Linked DNA regions of Mus musculus: region 2 is linked to region 1. The links are chromatin loops, found by intact Hi-C in ENCODE. Cell type or tissue: left cerebral cortex. All regions are shown on one strand. Links, peaks and the distances in the headings refer to the core of each region. The heading gives the core; the rest is flanking DNA. Region 1 has its middle 18 kb from the start of 1700111N16Rik. Region 2 has its middle 35 kb from the start of Ids.

Region 1 (11,561 bases), core at 1,494-9,493:
GGAGGGAGAACCTGTTGAGACCCTATCCAGAGGTTAGGCATGCCCCCTCCCTATGTTGAGGGAAGGGGCCACACACCCATCTCCAAAATTTTAACCCAGAATTACTCCTGTCTAAAGGAAATACAGGGATAAAGTGTGAAACAGAGACCACCCAGAGACTGCCTCACCTGGGGATGGATCCCACATGCGCACATCAAATTCAGACATAATGCTGATGCCAAGAAGTGCTTGCTGACAGGAACCTGATACAGTTGTCTCCTGAGAGGCTATACCAGATCCTGAACAATACAGATGAGGATGCTTGCAGCCAACCATTGGACTGAGCAAAGGGACCCCAATAGAGGAGATGGGGAAGGACTGTAGGAGTTGGAAGGGCCTTATCTGGCATCAATGGGAGGGGATACCTTTGGTCCTGTGAAGGCTTGATGCCCCAGTGTAGAGGAATCCTAAGGTGGTGAGGCAGGAGTATTTGTGTGGGGGAGCACCCTCATAGAAGCAAGGTAAGGGGAGGGGATGGGATAGGGTTTGCAGAGGAGAAAGGAGGAAAAGGGATAACATTTGAAATGTAAACAACTAAAGTATCCAATTAAAAGAAAGGAAAAAAGAGAATGTTTCACTTTTGAATTATATCCTCTAACCTTGTTATTATTCCATGAGTCCTTGAAATGTTTGCCTTATTGATTAGGTATAAATTAAGTGGATTTAAACAGTAAGGTTATTATACACCGTGTTAATTTGGTAAATCCTGGACAATTATTTTTTACTGTTGTGAATATCTACAGCTAAATTAGTTTATATTTTTATATTCCTTCATTATTTGAATGATAAATTTGATGCAAATTGTACAGTGTATCTTGTCATTGTAGCTAGCCTGTGTTTTTATTTTATGGTTCTATGTTGTTTGATAATTTTTTTCTTGATACTCACAAATTACTTTCTTTCTACAAAATTGAGGAAGCTGTACTAGATTATATTAAATGCTTACTAATCTTAATTTCCATAAGATATAGTTTACCCTTTAAAATTCATATTCAATTCTCCCTTAATATTTTTAACATATATTTTCTAGTATTTTTGTAACTTAATTTTTTTCTAAAAGGAAATACATATATGCTTACATTATCTCTACTTTGCCTGCTTTCTATAATTTTCTCTAATCATTTTTAGAATTTCTGTTTCATTTTCTTCAATTATCTAAAGATTGTCATCTATTTCTACCAGTCCTTACTGGTGCTTTAGTAAATCTGATGGTACATTCTCAGACACCATTATTTATAATTTAGTGACAAGCTCTGTAATAATTTTAATTTGTTATCCACTTTGTATATAAAACAGGAAACTCATTTTTATCTTTTCCTGATATTTTCTTCATTAGGCTCATAATTCATAAGAGACAGTTTTGTTGAGTTGTTTGATCAATATCAGATCATAATTTTTGTAAATGTAACTTTAAAATATTAATATTATATAAGCTTAGTTTATCTTCTGTATCCTTATTATTTGTCACAATTTCATGGTGTTTTTATATAGATATCTTTGCCCTCTTTCATTAGTAGTCATCCTTGAGTGAGCAAAAATCTTTTAGTCCAGATGTATCAACAATATATTGTAAAAGAGGGGCCAGGGCAATGACATGGGATAGCAGAAAATCCTTGATTCTTAGTAAAATCCTCCAAAATTCGTAGTTTTACAGGAGAAGATAGCAAGGTGTGTTTTCTTTTATTTCTTTGTATGTATTTTTTTTTATTTATTAGGTATTTTCTTCGTTTACATTTCCAATGCTATCCCAAAAGTCCCCCATACCCTCCCCCCAGTCCCCTACCCACCCACTCCCACTTCTTGGCCCTGGTGTTCCCCTGTACTGAGGCATATAAAGTTTGCAAGACCAATGGGCCTCTCTTTCCAGTGATGGCCTACTAGGCCATCTTCTGCTACATATGCAGCTAGAGTCAAGAGCTCCGGGGTACTGGTTAGTTCATATTGTTATTCCACCTATAGGGTTGCAGATCCTTTTAGCTCCTTGGTTACTTTCTCTAGCTCCTCTATTGGGGGCCCTGTGTTCCATCCTATAGATGACTGTGAGCATCCACTTCTGTGGTTGCTAGGCCCCGGCATAGTCTCACAAGAGACAGCTATATCTGGGTCCTTTCAACAAAATCTTCCTGGTGTATGCAATGGTGTCAGTGTTTGGAGGCTGATTATGAGATGGATCCCTGGATATGGCAGTCTCTAGATGATCCATCCTTTCGCCACAGCTCCAAATTTTGTCTCTGTAACTCTTTCCATGGGTGTTTTGTTCCCAATTCTAAGAAGGGGCAAAGTGTCCACACTTTGTTCTTCGTTCTTCTTGACTTTCATGCGTTTGGCAAATTGTATCTTATATCTTGGGTATCCTAAGTTTCTGGGCTAATATCCACTTATCAGTGAGTGCTTTGTGTGTGATACAGAGAATAAAATTTTTTCTTTTCCGTTTTGCTCACGAAGGATGGCTGCTACAGAGCTGCTTAACACCTACAGTTTTTCTCCCACGTGCTGCAAGTTTACATTGATACAGTATCTGTGAGTGTTCTCTTGTGTCATCTCAATTCTACCTGTCAATTTATTATATTCAGGAATATTTGGGGAATATTTATACAGCCATGCATTCACCCAGATCTTATATCTCCAACAAATGTTTGCCAATTTCCCCTTACAGTAAATTGCTAATTTCAGAGAAACTTGTGCACTACTAGTTGTCTCCCAGATCTGTAAAGATATTTATTCTCCAGTAAAATCACTATACCTTCATTATATTGTTGACCATACATATCACCAATATTAACTGTGTGATTCATGATTCATTATTTCCTCATTTTAATTTAAATATAAATGTTGTTTTTGTCATTTTTATAAAGTTGGTTTCAGAGAGAAAAAATAAAGATGCACTTGCTCTAAAATATTAAAAATTAATGTCTGATGAGACTTTGACGAATCTCTAATGCCTGCTGTACTGTATTTGATGCAACAGATTATATAATTCTTGTTGACTATTCTATTTATTTTTCTTTTATATCCAGTAAAACATTACCCAGACACCCCCTTGTGATTTTACACAGCTATGTAACTGAGACTGAGCTGATAAAATCTGAAGAGAAGCAGTGCTTGGGGTGCAGCTCAGCTGGTAGAGTCATTGCCTGGCATGCACAAGACACCAGGTTTGATCCCTGTGCCCTATAAAATAAAATAGGTGCAGGGGTGCATACCTATAATTCCAGCACTCAGAAATAGAGGCAAAAAGGATCAAGAATTCCATGCCATCCTACAACTGCATAGTGAAAAAAAAAAGAGCACAAGGTATGCCAGTTTGATGCCCAATTCAATACAAATACAAACATGCATTCTGCTTGCTTCTTTCTTCTGCTTGACATGTTGGAGATACCCATGTTAACACAAAATGTTTTTAAATGTTTTTGTTAAAGCAAAAAATTATTTAGCACAGACTTCTAAATGACTTATGAAGAAATTTCTCTCCCCATCTGGTATTAGTCTGGATAGTTATGTAAGTAAAAATCAAATTTATGGTTTCTGTGTCTCTGTCTCTGTCTCTCTCTCTCTCTGTCTCTCTGTCTCTCTCACTCTCTCTTTGTGTGTGTGTGTGTGTGTGTGTGTGCCTTCCTTAGATTAAATACATAGGGAATCAGAACAATGAAACAATGAAGAATTTATTCAGTATAGATTATCACTAGAAATGTTATAAAAATCGTAAAAGCCAAATATCAATGTTGGCTGACCAACACAGAATAGAACAAATGTGTGGCATATTGTTTCATGGAGATGCCATGGCTGTGAGAAGGGAGGAGACTAGTCCTATGGATAAAAAGATAAGAATAAAATAGCCAAGGTTTAGAATTAATGAGCATTAGGAGACACTAGATAAACCTGTGTATATAACATAGGAATGAAGTGAAACAGGACAATTAATGTGAATTAAGGATATGACTGATTCTCAAACAAGTCACATCAAGTTACAAGATCTGAGGAAGAAGAGAAAGTGAGCTGGAAGGAGTGGAGAGAAAAGAAACTTCAGCCTAGATATAATAATATATGAGAGAAGATTAGATAAAATTGAAAAATATCTGACCATTTGTCTGTATCAATCTCAATTTCAATTCAAATTTAAGCTTAATTTGAAGAAAAATACCTCCTACATATTTCATGTTTTATGTGGTTTTCAAGCTGTCCAACCCTTTGTATAAATAAGACTCCACAATGCAGAACTCATGGGAGCTGGAGATTAATTGAATCAGGCAGCTATGAGGTTAAAAGTATAACAGACTATTGCTTGGGGTCATTGCCACCCAGATAGCCAGAGGAGGTCTAGGAAGAATCAGGTAAAGAGGCATCATTATCAAACTCCCCCTTCTAGACAAGGTAGGTTCATGTCCTACCCTGGCTGCTACTATGTATCTGTTTCCTCTCATTTGACATTCACTGAGTCTGTATCTGACATTAGTCATTATGTTGAAAAGATCAAGAAAGACAACTGTTTACCAATGCCTGATAGGAATGAACATGCCCAATTCCACAGAGAACTTTCCATGGCAATGCCTATCATTGTTAGGCCAGACTGTATAAAACCAGCAATTGATTGATTATTTGGAAGGTAATGAAGACTCGGGTAAATGGGCCATCTTCACAGAAATCCTTTTCAAAGATCAGTATCTAATTTTGCATTTGTAACTTTGAAATGTTTTTCTCAAAGAGGCTCCCTACAGGTCCTATAAAACTTGGATCTGCTCCCTTGGAGCCATGTAGCCTGATCAAAAATAACTTTCAGGGTTCGTTGGGTACTGGAAAAAATCATAACTGGATATTTGAATTAAAACGCAGAAAATCTGCAAGACCTTCTGACAGATACTAAAGCTTTCCTTCTGTAACTTGCCTTCTGGAAAACAGAAAGTGGGGCATCTCCATCTGCTGGCAGAACACCAAAACTGCACTATATTCTGTGGACTGCAGACATTGGGCTTTGTTTCCCTTTAAATGAATAGGTAGAATCACTCGGGCAACATCCTATTCAATTGGGAAAATAGGTGGGAGTATTCAGAATCATTCCCTAAAACTGAGTCATCATTTCCATCGTGAAGAATCTGTGCTCAGGCTCTTTTCCAAGGTACTCACTTTCTTTTTTTTTTTTTTTTTAATGAGTATGCCAGTGCACCAGACAGTCCTGCTTTGTATAAACTACTATTAAACTGACCATAAGCATTTTCTATATTTGTACATATCTTCACAGCCAACTGTTGTAATTGCTATATAATCTGTTAATAATGCCCCTGACTGATTTCAGCAGTCGTGTTCACATGCTATCTACAGACTACTGCTATAAATAACACGACAATGGCCCCTTTAAGGTACAGAATTTTGTCTTTAGGAGTAACTGGAACAGTACCGTCTCACAGCCAGGCTTAAAGAGCGGAGGATTTCACATGGCAGTAGCTGTCCTCATTCATAGCTCGGCGTGTACCTAATGGTTGCTTCAACAAATGAAAGAGTGAATGAAAGCAAGTGCCTGTCATTAGTAGATGTCGTGCAAAGCAACTCCAAGGGGTTGCTCTAGTCTGTAGAGGCTATAAAAGCATCCAAGTGTTCCAGTCTTGTTGCAGACATATCTACAATGACAGCAGTCAGAATTTTGGCCATGAAGCTTCTTTCATTGTGCTCTGGCATCTTAGAATTCTAACTCTCTTACCAATATGTACACTTAATCAAATATGCAATCCAGTGAATTATTTGTAACAATTTGTTTCACATATTAAGATTGTATTCTATATCAGTCAGTTATAAAATGTGATAAACTACCTATATGTGTATGTATGATTTCACCTATTGTATTGGTTATAAATAAATATTAGAAAGGAATTTATTAATTTCATGAACCCAAGATATCCAAGTCCCTTTGATAGACATCTCCCCAACAGTCCACATTAATTCTTGATTGTGGCTGGCCAGCAGAGTGATCAGCAAGCAGAGGCAGGATAAAGGACTAAAGTTAAAGACCCTGTGTTTCTAGTTACCATACCATAGGTTTGCTGTATGACCCTCCAGACAGTATACATTCCCTGTACTGTTAAATATTGTACTGCAAGGGTTAGGCTACTTGTTTACTGTGATCATTCTAATAATAGAGTGCTGTGAGTTTATGCAGTCAAATTGTTTTGGACCTTGCAAAGATCACCAGAATTAAAAAATAAAAGGTCTTGAGGCACTACCTTTCATTAAGCCATGAATCCATGTTGTCAATCATTTATATAACAGACGTGGCACAGAACATATGAAAGCCTGTTGCCACCCTAAAAAGGGTGTTAGTCTGGCAATTATTTCTTCAAAGAAGCAGTAGCAAAGGACTGGCTTAGCTAAGTACAGCTTGGCCATGCTGTATTTCCATCAGAATGTACAGGTTACATGACAGGTAACAGGATGAAAATAAAGTACTACAAATGACACCGTACCAGCCCCCTCCCATCAGCCCGAGTTTGAATCACTGAGTTCAAAATAGAGTTCATCATATTATATACCATACTCTAAGTAGAGCCAGGTCAGTGCATAGAGAATTCTAGAAACAAGGCAAGCATGGTACTCACATACAAAAAGTGGAGAGTGTAATAAAGGAGATAGGGCCCTGACACAGTGGGAAATTTCCAAATAGAACTGCCGAGGTCTTAAAGAGTTACAGAATATAGGATAATATTAATTTACATAGAAAGGAAAGGAAAATGGTAGATGAATGGTCTCCAGAAGAAATGTCATATAAGAAGGTCTTTTGGCAGAGTAAGGCTTTGATAAAAAGCAATAGAAAAGGCAGCAGGACATCTGTCAGAAATCATCATGAGAGCAAAAGTCTAAAGGCAGAAAAAGCATGAACACTATGGTTAACCTGAGGCCTGGATTCCTGGCAGGCCCCTCATCTATTAGTAGGGCTTGGAAACACCATGTAATGTTTGCATAGGGTTATATCACAAAGAATCTGAACACAGGGCCACTTGATGATCTGCACTTCTTGAACCTTTAGTTTTGCTTCTCCTAGTGCCATAAGAGCCTCCCAAGGCTGTTCTAAATTTGTCCTATGAATGCACAAGTTATGTGAATATTGGGATGTACTCATTTAAGGTCAATGAGGATGTCTTATTTTGCTTGAGCGTGTAAAATAATGAGCTCTCCAAATGAAGGTTTCCCTGGAACACTGAGGTTCTTCAAGATGGCTGTTCTCCTGCCATAGAATCCAGGGCTCTTCAGCAGGTCTTTTCCCAGTGTTCCTGCTGACAGACCTGATGTTCCCCATATGATCAATGTATATGTGCAACACATCTATATTTTTATTATTGGAGCAATATAATCATTATTACTCCATTACCCCAAACCATTTGTCTATTTTATTTGATGAACTAATCTTTTGGTTGGCTCTTGTACTGGAAGGGATAAGCCATGGAGAACAGGCTATCTTATTGCACCCTACCCTAGACTTGCTCCTCAACCACATATTCCGCAAACCCCATCTGTACAGGATAGAAAAAGGTTTCACAGAAGGTTGACGTATATGATCAAGATCCAGAGACTATGGTGTCTGGTGTCTGTGAACGTCAACAACCAAAAATCACATAGTTCTTTAAGATGCTTACAACTAGACCAACAATGCCAAGAGTGGCCAGTAGATACCATCTTAACTTGTAGTAGTTGAGTGTTAAGAAGGACTAAACAGTAGCATGTGTCCCCATGTTACTATATCTTCCCCAGTGCAGAAGAAACCTTCAGTACCTTGGATATTAGGTAGTTTTGTCTTGAGTAGTAGATTGGAGGGGGACTAGTGACTGGCAAATAGGCATTTCAGATTAAGACCTATTGTATGTCAGTGCTGAGAGTACAAACACTTCTATATCTTGCCATATCCATTGTGCATAGTACCTACTCTCAGAGGCCTACCCAATGCAGGGCCTCAAGAAAAAGAAATGGACATATTGGCTGTTTGACTCCAAAATCTAGACAGTTTTCATTCAGAACTTGGTACAACATCACTGAGGTGTATAGGTGCATGGAAGATAAGACTTGCAGACAGGTACATTTTCAACCATCCCTTTAGCACTCTATGGAGGATTTGCTCAAAGTTCCTAAAGCCCTGAGGAATTCACCAGTTTTTTTCTTCAAGTCTAGAAAACATTTTAGGTTCAGTCTCCTTGAGGGCCAAATCCACAGGTAATGGGTGATAGGAATCCAGCAAACTCCCTTATTTGGGAGCCATGGGTCATCAATAAACATCAAGTCACAAGTACTCCTGTGCCTTCTTAGGTTATAAAGAAGACATCTCTGACTCCTTTACTATCTCTTGCCTACATCTTCTTTATTTCCTGTCCAAAAAAATGTCAGGGATATAAAAGACTTGCTTTGACATCTGGGGTGGGGTGGGGGTAAACTGAGGCTGGCAGTGAGGTGTGAAGTCTGAGTGGGATCAGCACTAAGAGCGACTGACCGGGATCAGTCCAGAGAGCAGCCAACAGAGGCTACAGCCTATGGCAGCCAGTGGTTAGAGAAGTTACTCAGCAGACCTTTCTCTGAGGGAACAAAGCTTGATTCGCTGGGGCTGGCACTCCCTATGGCTAGTGAAAAACTCCGAACACTTTTAACTCTTAGGGGCTAAAGGGTAAGAAAAGGAAACAGAGAAAATTCCTAAACATACACATACACAGAGTGGTGGAAACAAAAGGCAGACTCTAATAACTTCAGACCTATAGATGCATACACATATGCATACAGACAGACATACATGCATTCACACATAGAATGAATGGAACAAAGCTCCCATAAGCAGTCTCCTAGCACTTCACACACATACATATATCCACATATCCACATATGCACATATACACACAAACTTTGTGTATATACATACATACATATTTGATGAATGGAATAAAGTTCTAACAACTTTATTTTTTCTTACATAGCTTATATATCTCAAAATCTTTCAAGCAGTATAAGATTACAATGTGTTTGGATTCTACTTTTCTTAGTGAATAACTATGAAAAAACAATATGTTTCCCAACACCTTTACAAGAAATAATATTAGATAGTACAGGTAAAGAAAACAAATTATTCCCAAGAACCCACACGCATTCCTAACTAAGCAACTTCTTAGAGATTAACAAAGTATGAGCAAGCAACTTAGTTTTCTCAGTCACTTTCTCTTACTTGCAGGCAGCAATTTGTGGTCATAAAGAAAGGATTAATTATTTTATTTATCGTTAAAAGTAATCTTATTATATATACTTTAAATCCTAGGAGTGCATATGTATTCATCAGCAATTCTTGTTAAATCATACAGGAAGCTGAAGCAAAAATGGGTATAAGAAATCAGTTATCACCAGCCCAGCCTTAGTGAGAGTCATGTCAGCCAGTGCTGCCACTGTTCTTGTTCCCTAACCATAAAACCTCCCTAGTTTAATTAATAAGAGTGTGCCTTTCTGAACTTCATACTGGTCCTTAAGAAGTTTTACATCAGAGCCATTAGTAAAAGCATCTCGACCTAGCTTCACTAACAATTCTATTTTTCCAAATGCCTTCTAAGGGTGACAGTCATTGCTGACTATCTATATGTCTAAGTTCTTTCCTAGGGTGGTGACTGAATCATAAATCTGCTCCAGCAGCAATGCCTGAAAGAGATCAAGCACTATTGTGAGTGCCAGAGATACTGTCCAGTGAGGGGCTGGAAGTCACTTAGAGCTTTCATACAATTCTTAGATTAAGAGGGATGTGAGGGCAGCAAGCAGAACAGAACTCCATAACAGCATGAAGTCCTCAGGACATGTGGTCCTCGAATCATGCTACATGGAGGCCCACCCATGTGGCTGTGCTAACCAGTGGGCTGCATTTTATGAGCTGTAAAGCCACTTGTCATGCCTCCTGCATGACCATCGGCAATTTCCCTGTTCCTCTTTCTTTGGGTTATCAGTAAAGAGGTTAAATGAAATGACTCCTGATACTAAAGCATGGGTAACTACAGTTACTGCAGTAGCCATGGTGAAACAGTAACTCTTGCCCTCTTCTTCCCATCCTCATGCACTCACAGGCAGGTAGAACAACATGGCCATAATATTCAGCCAAATCCTCTTTCAAAATGCTGCATTTTCAACACTAAACCAGTCATTTTCCTTCTGATACATTAGTAGAACTTGTGGCCCTCAGCTCCTAAACTATGGTTCTCAGTAGAATAATGCAACTGAATTTTAAAACATCATTGCAAGTCTTAACAACCTTATATAGAGAGTGTATTGTCCAAAGAGTAGGACGTTACTCAACCCAGGGCATGCACTGAACTAGAAACAACCTGATGTTCAGTTCCCGGCATCTTATGAAACTTAGAGATCATTAGAATATTCAACCTCAATATTCTTCCTTCTGTTGAACCTTCCTTCCAGCATGCCAGCCTGCTGACCATGCTACAAAGATAGTAGAGTAGTTGCCTAGCCTACATGGTCCCTTAGTATTGTCAACAGTGTCCTCCTAAAGGCACTGCCTTGCTTCAAAGAAGGAACACCCAGGATGAGCTTTGTAAAAATTGTATCCTCCCATCTATAATAATTTGATACTGCTTTAAAACCTGTTGTGGGAAACAAATTCCCCAGTATCTCAGTGCCATTTTTGTTCCACATAGTGCAGAAAACATACATGGACATGAAGTAAAAGCCTACTATGTGTAGTAATGCAGACACATTCTTACATTTATTGCTGATGTGGTGGGCAAGGACAAAGGTGAAGGACATGTTTGATATTCTCTCTCTCTCTCTCTCTCTCTCTCTCTCTCTCTCTCTCTCTCTCTCTCTCTCTCTCTCTCTCTCTCTTTCTCTCTCTGTCTCTCTGAGACAGGGTTTCTCTGCATAGCCCTGGCTGTCCTGGAACTCACTTTGTAGATCAGGCTGGCCTCAAACTCAGAAATCTGCCTGCCTCTGCCTCTGCCTCCCAAGTGCTGGGATTAAAGGCGTGCGCCACCATGCCTGGCTGACATGTTTGATTCTTGTACCCTTGATTAATATTAACAGATGACAAGACATCCAAATTTGAGTTCTTAGAAGGTAAATGATGGAAGTCTTTAGAGACCAGTGTCTAAGCTTAGTTGATTTATTTTGGAGACACTCCGGTATAGCAGAGTTCTAGAAGTTGTTTGTTACTCAGGAGAAGTGCTCATATATTTAGCTCCTGCTAATGATTCCAGGAGATCATGTGTTCTCCAAAATCATATCCTCTATCCTTCAGAGCCAACTGACCCCTGTGCCAAGATGCTTGTCAGTTTTAGCCATTTGCAAATGTTTCCTATGAAAGACCTGTGACACACTACTTATTTGGGGACACTTTCATTTGTCACCTTTCTAACTGTTGACTATTATTAAAAGCATTAGAATGGACCTAAAGTAACTATTTCACCATTAACATAGAGACAGCTTTTAACATGTCCTGGAATAAAAGAAATCATGAGGCTGTTCAAATGTAAGAGGCCAGGAACCTAAGTGAGTAGCTGTTCCATTTTTTAAAA
Region 2 (11,561 bases), core at 1,581-9,580, 170 kb after region 1:
TGTCTGGCCTCAATGTGAGAGGATGCACCTAACCATACAGAGACTTGATGAACCAGAGTGGGAAATACCCCGGGAGATGGGGGGATCCTCTCAGAGGAAAAAAAGGAATGGGGGAGGGACCCTGTGATGGGGGACTGGGAGGGAGTACAGTAATTGGGATGTTAATAAATTAATTTAAAAACGGTGAGAAGCCCTTTTAAAAATGAGGTACAGAGCTAAACATAATTTCCAACAGGGGATTCTCTAATGGCTGAGAAGCACTTAAATAAATGTTCAATACCCTTAGTCATCAGGGAAATGCATATCAAAATAACCCTGAGATTCCACCTTACACATATCAGAAGAGCTAAGATCAAAAGCTCAAGTGACAGCTTGAGGCAAATTTGTGGAGCAAGGAGAACACTCCTCCATTGCTGGTGGGAGTGCAAACTTGTACAACCACTTCAGAAATGAATTTAGCAGTTTCTCAGAAAACTAGGAATAGTTCTACTCCAAGAACTAGCTATACTACTCCTGGGCATATGACCAAAAGATGCCCCACTATACCACAGGGACACTTGCTCAACTATGTTCATAGCAGCTTTATTCATAATAGCCAGAAACTGGAAACCTGGATACGCCTCAAATGAAGAACAGATAAAGAAAATGTGGTACATCTATGCAATAGAATACGACTTGGCTAATAAAAACAAAAACATCATGAAATTTGCAAGCAAATGGATGGAACTAAAAAATGTCATCCTGAGTGAGATAACTCAGACCCAGAAAGATACCCATGGTATACACTCATTTATAAGTGAACATTAGCCATAAAGTACAGAATAATCTTGCTATAATCTACAGACCCAAGAAACTAAATAATAAGGAGGGCTCAAGGGAGGATGTGTGACCTCAGATGGGAAAATAAAATAGTCATTGGAGGTGAATGGAGGGAGGGAACATGATGGGAGAGGGTGAAGAGGGGAAGGGTGCTGGGGATTGAGGGAGGGAGAGTGAAGGAGAGAGGGGAGTTGAAGAGGGCTAGGAATGAGAATTGAAATCAGTAGGGGTATCTCTGGGACTAGCTGGAAACCATGGATGTAGGGAGTCTCTGTAGAGTCTATGGTTGGGACCACATCTGAGACTCCTACCAGCAGGGGATATGGAGACTGAAGTGGCCACCTCCTGTAGCTAGCTAGGCAGGACATCCAGTATAGAGAGGGGGACATAAACCCATCCACAAAACCTTCAACCCAAAATTTGTCTACAAGATATGCAGAGATAAAGATGGAGTGGAGACCGAGGGAATCGCCAGCCAATAAGTGGCTCAAATTGAGACCCAACTCATGTGACAACCCCTGACACTATTAATGATACTCTGTTGTTCTTTCAGACAGGAACCTAGCCCAACTGTCTCCTGAGAGACTTTATCCAGCAGTGGATGGAAACAGATACAAAGACTGTGATGGTTTGTATTTTCTTGGACCAGGGAGTGGCACCATTTGGAGGTGTGGCCTTGTTGGAATAGGTATGACCTGATTGGAATAGGTGTGTCACTGTGGGTGTGGGCTTAAGATCCTCACCCTAGTTGCCTGGAAGTCAGTCTTCAACTAGCAGCCTTTGGGTGCAGACGTAGAACTCTCAGCTCTGCCTGTGCCATGCCTGCTTGGATACTGCTATGCTCCTGCCTTGATGATTATATACTGAACCTCTGAACCTGTAAGCCAGCCTCAATTAAATGTTTTTTATAAGACTTGCCTTGGTCATGGTGTCTGTTCACAGCAGTAAAACCCTAAGACAGAGACCCACAGCTAAATGCCAGACAGAGCTCAGGGAATCTTTTGGAAGAGTGGGAGATAGAACTGAGCGAGCTGGAGGGGTCAAGGACACCACAAGAAAACCTACAGAGTCAACTAAGCTGAGCCCATGGGGGCTCACAGAGACTGAACCACCAACCAGAGAGCATACAGGAGCTGCACCTAGGCTCCCTACATATTAGTAGCAGATGTGCAGCTTGGTCTTCATGTGGGCCCCCTAACAATTGAAGTGGGGATCTTCTCTGAATCTGTTGCCTGCCACTAGATTCCCTTTCCCTACTGCCTTGTTGGGCCTCATTGGGAGAGGATATACTTATTCCTGCTGCAATTGGATGTCCCAGGGTAGGATGATACCCAAGGGGGAATTTCCCTTCTCTGAGAAGAAAGGAATGGGGTAGTGGGGGAGATTTATAAGTATGGGACTTTGAGAAGGGAGGGGTGCTGTGATAGGGATATAAACTGAATAAATTAATTTATTTATTTAAAAAAATCTGTGTACCAGCACGCCCAGCTTCTATTTGTATTTCAGAGCCCACTTCCATAATAATCCATCATGTGTGTCATCTTGGCTAGGTCATAGATTCTTAAGCTTTTGGTCAAACATCTACCTAGCTTTTTCATGAAGGTGCATTTCATTTTCATTTTTATTTAAATCATTCTATTTTTTTTAGTAAAGCAGAGTACCACTCATAATGTGGTTGAGAATCATTCAATGAATTCAAACTCTTAAGAGAAAAAGACTGTGTTATCTGAAGGCAGAGATCCATTAGATGGAAGCTGCAATAAACTTTCTAAGCCTCCACCCTAGAGAGTCTGACACTGTCAGCAGACCACCACATAAGCAAATTGTTAACACAAATGAATTGTCATAGATGTCTGTGATGTGTGTGTGTGTGTGTGTGTGTGTGTGTGTGTGTGTATAGGTGAAATAATATGTTTCTTATTGCTTCTGTCTCTCTGAAGAATCCTAACTAGTACAACCTCTCAAATTACTTGTTTTCACACGTGACTCCAAGAGAATACATGTTGTAGCTGCCTGCAGCTACACAAACCGAGTTCCTGAAAGGGAGGCTGGGGCTTCATGGGAGAAAAAAGGTGAGAGAAATAATGAGACCAGGACAAAGATACTGATCAAGGCCCAAAGTTTACTTAAGAGTCTGAGCTTAAAGAGGGGGGAACCCCATCCCCCACCACACCAAGAACTCTTTTCCTAGGGATAGTGTCTGGAAAACAGGTTCAACCTCTCAGCAGGTAGTGGTGTCTAGGAGGAAACCGCAGAAGTGGCAGAACAATAGACCTATCTAGGTCAGAAGACTCCACCCTAGGTGGCCTAGCTCACAGTAGCAGAACAGGTCTGAGCCAGCCTGCTCAAGGCTGGGGGAGGCTACACCATGTCACAGATAAATACTCTATAGCAGAAAACAGTGAGATGACTAGCTAGGGTCCTAGTATTATTTGTAGCTCAGGCTACTCATTCTCTTTTGACACACATGTTGATTCAATCTTACTGCATTTTCTCATCCAATATATGCAGCCTCCCATCTCCCTCCACCAAAGTATTCCAGTGATCAAAGCTGAAAATGGAGTGTCACTCCAAAGGCCCAGATCTTATGATAGTCCATCTTTCCCCAGGTTACTCTTAAGCTTCTAAGCCTATCATGGCTGGGCCAAGCATAGGTTGTACTCTACATTAACAGATTAAAGAAAAGGAGAGAACGAGTACCTCTGGGCAAGATGAAACACCTCAAAATCTCTCACTCAGTTGGCTCTGGGGCTAAGTGGCAAAAAAAAAAAAAAATCGTCACAAAACTGATGCTCTTCCTCCTGAGATCCCACACATAAGCTTATTCAAATATTTGCCAAAGTGCTCACAGATGCTGCAGCCTCTCTCTAGTTCCAATCTAATGGAGGCCATTGATTTAGGGAAGTGGATTTACAAGATAAACTTGACCGAGATGGCAAGCTGGTTAATAGTAGCCAAACAAGCTACTGCAGGCCCTCTGGCCAAACTGGACTTCTTCAGACTATCCCCTGGGACAACACTATCTGCACTACCCTGAGTGGCTTAATAGATGGTGCCTTGAACAGGGTCTGCCTTTAGTCTTAGCAAATTCAGTCCTACCCCATGCATGTTACAGTCTTGCATGGTAAACAGCTGCAGCCTGGCAAGAGAGGAAGACATGGAAAACTGCCCAGGCAGCAGGCTTAGTGAGAAACAATGAGAGTTCACAAAGCCTTTGTTCTAGTTTTATTTCTGTTGCTGTGGTAAAATACTCTGACAAAAAGCGACTGAGGGCAAACAGGGTCTGTTCTAGCTCACTGCAGGAAAGCCAAGGTAGAAATCTGAAGCACATACTCACATCACACCCAGGAGCGAATAAATTAATGCATGCATGCTTTTATATTCAGCTGCCTTTCTTAGACAGGCCAGGCCCCAAATCAGGGAACATGCCAGCCACTCTCAGGCTGAGTCTTCCCATATCAATTAAAGTAACCAGGGCAATGGCCACAGGCAAACCTAATCCAGACAATCCCCTATAGAAACTTACTTCCCCAAATGAGTCCAGGTGGTGTCAAGTTGACAGTTAAAACTACCCATTACACTTTAAGAGAGGAAATATTTGAGCTCTATCACACCTGTCTTCAATCTGCCACCTTGTTAGAAGGGCAGCAAAGATGCTTCAAACTAGTACTTCCAAGTTGATTCCTTCTCCGACAAAATCCATGCAGTTCACTAAGTTCACTTTGATAAGGCCATGACTACTGAAGGAAAAATCATCCAGGAATGAGAACAAGCGCCTCATCCCAGAGCTTGTTCCCATCCCAGCCTCACTACTCATTCTCTAGATGGTACACCCAAGGTTGAGGACCAGACAAAATCAGGGTGATGGTACAACAGGATAACTGTTCTGGTGTTCAGGTTTGCTACAATCTGTCAGTTCACATAGTCTCATGTATTCTAACAATACCATGAGTTATGCACAGGTCTCTCAGAGCCAATGAATCATGGCCATTAGTTGAATTTGAACCCTGCATTTCAGTGGGATTTAAAATAAAGTCACCCAAAGCCAACATACCTGTGTAACATTAAGGCAAGAGCATAACCAAAAAGAAAGAAAGGAAGTGGGGCTAGCAAGATGGTTCAGTGAGTAAAGCTCAAGTCTAACGACCTGAGTCCCATCCTCAGATCCTAGAGTGGAAGAAGAAAACAGACTCCCAGACTCCTGCTCGTCATCCTCTATACATGCACCATACACCAACGCATGTTACACACACACACACACACACACACACACATCCATCTTGGAACAGAAGTCTTTTTTCCCATCAATTTATTTATTCTTTACATCCCAATCGCAGCCTCCCTCCTCCTAGTCCCCATTTCACACAATCCCTCTCCCCTCCTACGCCTAACTTCAGCTCTGATGGTCTTGACTCCAAGTTCCCCCAGGGCAACTCCCAATAGCCACACATGCTTCCTGTGTAAAAAGAACAGGTTTTATCAATAAGAATACTAAATAGTAAGATAAATTTGAAACGAAGATAAAGAATTATTCTATGTAGGTATGACTCATTCAACATTTAGGATGTATTATATCAAGAAATTCTTTGTTGCTCGTCTAAAAATCATATTAATGAGGTGTCTAACATTCAGTCAGGCAAGCTTGTTTCTTTGGTCCACATGATGGCTGGTACTTGCTGCCAATAATGGCTGACAGAGAAGACAGCATAATATCCTGTTTTACAAAAGTATAAATACTACAGGCTGCAGCAGCAACCTTTGTGTCATTTGGGGAGGACGTTTTCACCATAGATAAAACCTATGCCTCTGGGCTGCAAAAAGGACCCAGTCCCAGAGGGGTATAAAGCATGTTAGCAGTTAGAAAACAACCCCAGGAGAGCCAGGACCTTCGCTTAATCTACCGAATATTTTATTCATGTTAATTCATAACAGTGTCTTTAAACCCCTGGACTAGAATTCAAGAACAGTCAGTGTGTGTGACAGTCATTATTCCTTAGAGACACCCTCTGCCACCAGCTGGGCACCCTTCCTGAGTTCTTGGTGCCACAGCGGCCTCCAGTGGTTTCTTTGAGGAACCACATGCTGTCTCTGCCTCTGAGCTGGAGCTAAGCCCAGAAAGCCAAGGCTGAAGGCAGTGGTGCCCCTTGGCTGCTTCTGAACCTGGGTTATGTGGCAGGTCCGAGCCATCAGAGCCAAAAGGCTCCAATCCAAGTGCTCGCCCTGGAAACAAAGCACTTCCCTGTTGCTATAAAGCACAGACCAGACAGGTTTGTATTTCATCCTTCATTCCATCGTCTAACATATCTGCTGACCCAATTTTACAGATGTTCTCTTCAAAACGGACTTGACTTTATGAATATTTTTCTATCAAGCTGTGGCAATAGAAATGTCAAAAAATTAAGTCCTTTAAGTAGGACAAGCAACTGCCCATTCAGTCTAAAATTGATTCTTAACCAACCAGTTGGTTGTACATAAATGAATCTTGGGGGAGGGGGCAATTCACTGAAATTAGTAGCCCTCCCCCATCCCATCCCACCTCAGTCCCTCAGCATCGGCTTAGTAACAGTTTCGCTTCATTTCCTATAAAAGGCCATACCTCCAATCCATTATTGAAAACATTCCCGTCCCATAACCTCCTTCATTTTCATATATGTAGCTCAGGGCAAGAGGTTCTCTCTCTGCCATGGCTTCCCTTTGATTTGAAAGCAATACAAAGAAAAAAAGGAAATGAAAAATCTAGCACGGAAAGGAGAGTGCTTGATCCTTACGCACATGTGCATGCCCTCCAGTCACATACAAAGGCAATTTTCCAAACGGGTGGTTGCCAGCCTTCCCCATTTTCCAGGTTGATTTTCTGGCAGCTCCACAGCTTTGAGCCAACTGCTCTGCACATCATTTTAGCTAAAATCTACCCCTTGGTCATAAAGTATAGGACAAAAACATTGTGAAAGCTGCAGCAGTCCTTATAGGCTCCTACACAGAGGACTTGGAGGTAGGCTTCTAATAGACCTGGCAAACACAGCTCTGATAGCTGCTTCAACCTGGCCAATTAATTATGCTCTTGGTCAAGTCACTTACCTCCTCTGGACACTAGCTCCCACTTCAGAATAGGGAGTTGAGTGGAGATATCCTCCCAATTCCCAGTTAGTAATTCCGACTATGCTGCCTTTGACCTGCCTCGAGCACTTTAAAAACAGTTCCTTTCATTCATTAATTTAGTAGACATAGATGACTACATGTGTCAGGCTCTAGGTTAAAGGCTTAATGTAGGAGAATGGGTAAGAAACAAATCACTGCAAGGCAACATAGATTGCACTAGAGGAAAGACCCAGAAATCTGAATGTGTGGGCCCCACTGAACTGGAATGGGAATTTGGGCCACGTCTTTGGAGGTCAATTTGGCACTGGAGTCCATGTTTCTAAATGCATATGCTGTGTTAAAAGCTCGATGGCTTTAGTTAATATAAAAAGAAAAGCTGTTCTTTTGTGGTTCATATTGTTTGGGGCTGTTTGCTTTGCTTTGATTTGATTTGCTTTATTTTGTTTTTACTGAGTGACTTACAAAATCCCAGGAAAGGCCAAAGTTTTAGACCTCAATATTGGGCAAGAACAAAAGTGGTCAGGAAGCTGCCAACAGCTACCATCAAAGTCACAGACACAAAAAAATATTTAGCAGCAATACTCATTGCTGCTGCTGAACAATGGTAGCCACCATTACTACAGAGTCATGCCACCATTGCTTCCTACTGCAACCTCGAGGAGAATTTAGGTCACAAGTCACATACCTGCCCTCTGGTCCCCAAAAGAACTCCCTCACTGGCATGTCCAACCTGTGGTCCATGGGCCACATATACCCAAGGATAACCATGATTGTGGTCCAACACAACATCATAAATGTACTTAAAACAAGCTTTTGTGATATTAAAACACAGATTGTATGGTTCTCTAGCATGAACTGTTGACAGCATAGTCTCATTACAATGGCAAAGGAACATGAGCATCTGCCATTTTGTGCCTCCACCCTAGCAAGTGGGCTCTGCCTCCTGCCCAACAGGACAATATCAGGAGTTTCCCAAATAGAGGAAAGCATTTGCAAGTTTAGTTGCCAAAATATTGACTCATGTCCTTGATGCATGCCTTGAACTAGCTAATTACACTCCACAAGTTTATCTGTTAGAGATATGTTAACACACAGGCATGCAAAGATGAACACATAGTGAAATTCTCCATGTTATAATTTACAATAGAATTTGCACTGGAAACAACCTAAAGAGTCAGCGACAGAAGTTTAGGGAAAATAAGGTATCCATTATAATGATGGACCTGTGAAGTGGAAACTTCTGCTTTCTTTGGAGAGTCGGTTGTGTTGGATGGTATTTTGCTGGGGCAAATAGGAAGCAACATTTGCTGAAGCAGAAACAGGTGAAGAGATGTTTCACTAAGGCAGACTCCTGAAAGAACGGTTCACTGAAGAAGGCACAGATGAAAGGATGTTTTGCTAAATCAAGCCAATAAAAGGATGCATAATGAAGGATTCTTTGCTAATGACACTCATGTGTTGGTCTGCGTTGTTGAGCTCCATTTGTTGGGACTCAGAGAAAAACACACCAAAGAATGTCTGATGTGCTGGCAGCTTCTTGCCACTTCCAAGGACTCTGGCTCTGGCCAATTGATAGTGATGTCGGCTGATGCAGACTCATGTGGAGTTTTGCTAAGACAGACTCTTGTGCTAAGGCAAGACACGTGGGGAGGCAAGAAGCATAGAAGATAGGTAATATTTGGAGGGAGTATACATTAGACTCAACAGACTGTGAGGGGCTTTGCTGGCACTTCTTTGTCTCGAGTCTTTGCTGGTCTTCGCTTAGTTGAGAGAGGCACAGCCGAGAACTTGTGTTCCTGGTGGTCCTAATTCCTCCTGCTGACTCATGCTGATTCGACTGAGGCCTAACTATTTCTGCTAGGTCATACCACCCCTGCTGCTATCCTGACACTACTGAACTGGTCTGCTGGTGGATCGAGCTGCTGCTGACCAGTGAACTGAACTGCTGATTTCCTGACAACACACATGGGATTGCTCCAAAGAACAATTTCTAAACAGATCCACTTCCCCCATATCCTAATAACCTTTCTTTTCCACTACCTCTGGTACGTAGTGGGCTTAAAGGGGGGTTAACATGTGTAAGAACCCTTATTAAAAATAGGATTTAAAAAGTTAAGATCACAGACCTGGAAGACAATAAAGAGTACAGACAGGCTGTGCCCTCATAGCACTGACCAAACCAGGGAAACAGATGCAAATGAAGTCATTGAAGAAATGAATATAAAAGCACAGTTAGCTGAGACCTAAGAAGTGGGATGCAAATGCTGCATGTTGTAGTCTGATTTAGTCAAAGGGAAGGATGCCCTTGCAGAAGATAAAGCTGGCCCCAGTTGGAGTAGATTTTAGAATATGTAGCAGGCTGGTACAGGCCAAAGGATCTGTCCCAAGACCAGATTAAAGAACTTTCTATTTGTCCCCACAGTAATGGCAAGTCACTGATTTATCCAGGGATAGCAGGAAGAAAGTACAAGTAGTAGAGAGACAAGAATTAGACTTTACAAAACCTCTCTTTAGAACTGTGTGAACTGGACAGCACTGCTGCAAGAGTGGGGGACCAGTTAGGACCACTCTGTAGTTGGACTTAAGGACCACTCAATCAGATGAAACCCATGCATGGCACTGCCAGGGTGGACAAGAACCTGAGAAATGCCATGGGGCTTAGGAGAGAATCAAATACCAGTGCTGTTCTAAAGGAACAGTACGGTGCATCCTCCTGGCATTCTGCTGTACCTATAAATCAGAGACTCACTCGCTCACCATCCGAGAAGCTTCTCTTGCAGTAGATGGCAACTAACACAGAGGCCCACAACTGGACAATACACAGAGTCAGAGACTGTGGGACAGTTGGTCTTCAGTGGGATGTCCTCACATGCTGCAGGCCCTTTGCCCACCTGCCCCAGAGGCCCGTTCCACGCAGACAAAGGGATCCAGAGGGTCTGCGGCACTCACAAAGTTCTCCCCTCAGAGCACAGGAATTTATGAGGAAAAAGAGGCAGAGAGATTAATTACAAGAGCCAGGGGGATGGATGACTACAAGGAAACAGTACTTTACCGACACAAAAGGGATGACACACAAACTCACAGAGTCTATGACAAGATGTGCAAGTCTGATGGTGTCCCAGTACTGACAAGGGTTAGTGGACAAAGGCTCCCTCCTTTAACTAAGAGGTTATCTGCAATTGATACCTTCTTTACAAAAGGGAAAACTAGTTTTCTCCAGTGGAATTTCACTGGGTATATTAACCACTCTTAACAGCAGGCATGCCAAGGAGTAGTTGCCAAGAGAAAACAAACTCAATGGTACTTTTGTAGACTTTTTAATCTCATATTGCTCTGGGCATTTTTGCATCACTGAGCTTTTGCTTGCATATTATGGTTTCCTATTTTGTGTTTTTGTGGGGTGTGGGTGTGTGTATGTGTTGTGCATTTTGCTTTTTTATAAATTTTGATTTGTTTTGATTTTCTTTGTTTGCCTGGGTTTTTTGCTTCCTAGAGAAGGGGATGAGGTAAAGAGAGGGCAGGTAATTGGGTGGGTGGGGGAGGTGAGAGAGAGAGATCGGGGAGGAGTCAGAGAAGGGGAATCATAATTAGAAAATACTGCACAAAAAGGATTTTTCAACAAAAACTATATGAAAAGAGTATTCAGCATGAGAAAACAAGAGAGGAGGGGGAAAATCATGCAAAATAAAAATCATGTTTTAAATTAGAATGTAAGAAATAAAAAGGAGGTAGACTATGGCTCTATAATATATAACACAGAAGGAAAGTTATTTCAAGTAAACTTTGGTGATACTGGTTTTGTTTTTACTGTTTGTCCTGGGGTTTAAACTAAGGGCTTGATGCATAAATGACAACATTGTACACTTTGTCTTATCACCAAGTCTATTTTTTACTTTCTCAAAAATTTGAGAGAGGGTTTAAGTAAATTGCCTAAGCTAGCCTTGAACTCTGCAGCCCAGCTAGGCTTGAACCTTCTGATCCTCTTACCTCAGCCTCCCAAATCACTGGGACTGTCTTTGTCCTCTTACAGTTTCCTGACTTTCCTATTACTAAGAATAAGGAAGGAAGGAAGAAAGGAATATATTTCATATTTTATATTTTCATAAGTAAGGAATATATTATTTCTTTAAAAGAAATCACCTGGTATGACTCATCTTCTATAAAAGAGAAAACCTGCATGGGAGAGGACTTACAGAAAACTACCACTAGAGAAAAACTGTAATTTTTTTGTTTGTATTTTAACTATTTTGCTCCCTTTAAAGATATTTTCAAGGCTACATGAGAAATTATCCTCACTTTATATAGCCAAACATATTATTTTAATAATTAATATTCATTATTCAATCAAAAATCTAAAATATTGAAGTCTCTGTAGTTAATTCTCTGTGAAATAACAGCCTGGATTAGAGTTATTTAATGAAGAAAATTGTACTTTAATGGGCTAGATAGTCATATGTTGTGGGAATCTGATCAATGTATGATTCCTATAATCCCTGGCCTCTATTCCCTAGGCACCAGCAAGAACAAACAAAATGTCTCTATTTAAAAACGTCCGCAGACAATACCACTTGCTCTCCTACTTGTGAATCCTAGATCCAAAACTTTAGATGTAAGTATGTGGCCTGGAGCAAGTGCAGATACCT

Evidence for each region. Peaks named below come from ENCODE experiments on the same cell type or tissue, not always from the same donor. Only the 100,000 strongest peaks of a DNase experiment are listed, where the experiment ranks them.
Region 2: it touches region 1 in a loop (8-fold over the local background); 5 of 42 quality-filtered maps call a loop at or near these places.

What each region holds. Positions count from the first base shown.
Region 1 is chrX:70,156,246-70,167,806 of GRCm38, forward strand. No RefSeq gene overlaps it. Among named protein-coding and RNA genes, the nearest start is that of 1700111N16Rik, 18 kb to the left of the region's middle. In left cerebral cortex, for the core only: a CTCF peak has its summit at 4,964 (motif pointing left); a DNase peak (open chromatin) is centred at 4,967.
Region 2 is chrX:70,324,774-70,336,334 of GRCm38, forward strand. No RefSeq gene overlaps it. Among named protein-coding and RNA genes, the nearest start is that of Ids, 35 kb to the right of the region's middle. In left cerebral cortex, for the core only: a CTCF peak has its summit at 5,871 (motif pointing left); DNase peaks (open chromatin) are centred at 3,933 and 5,869.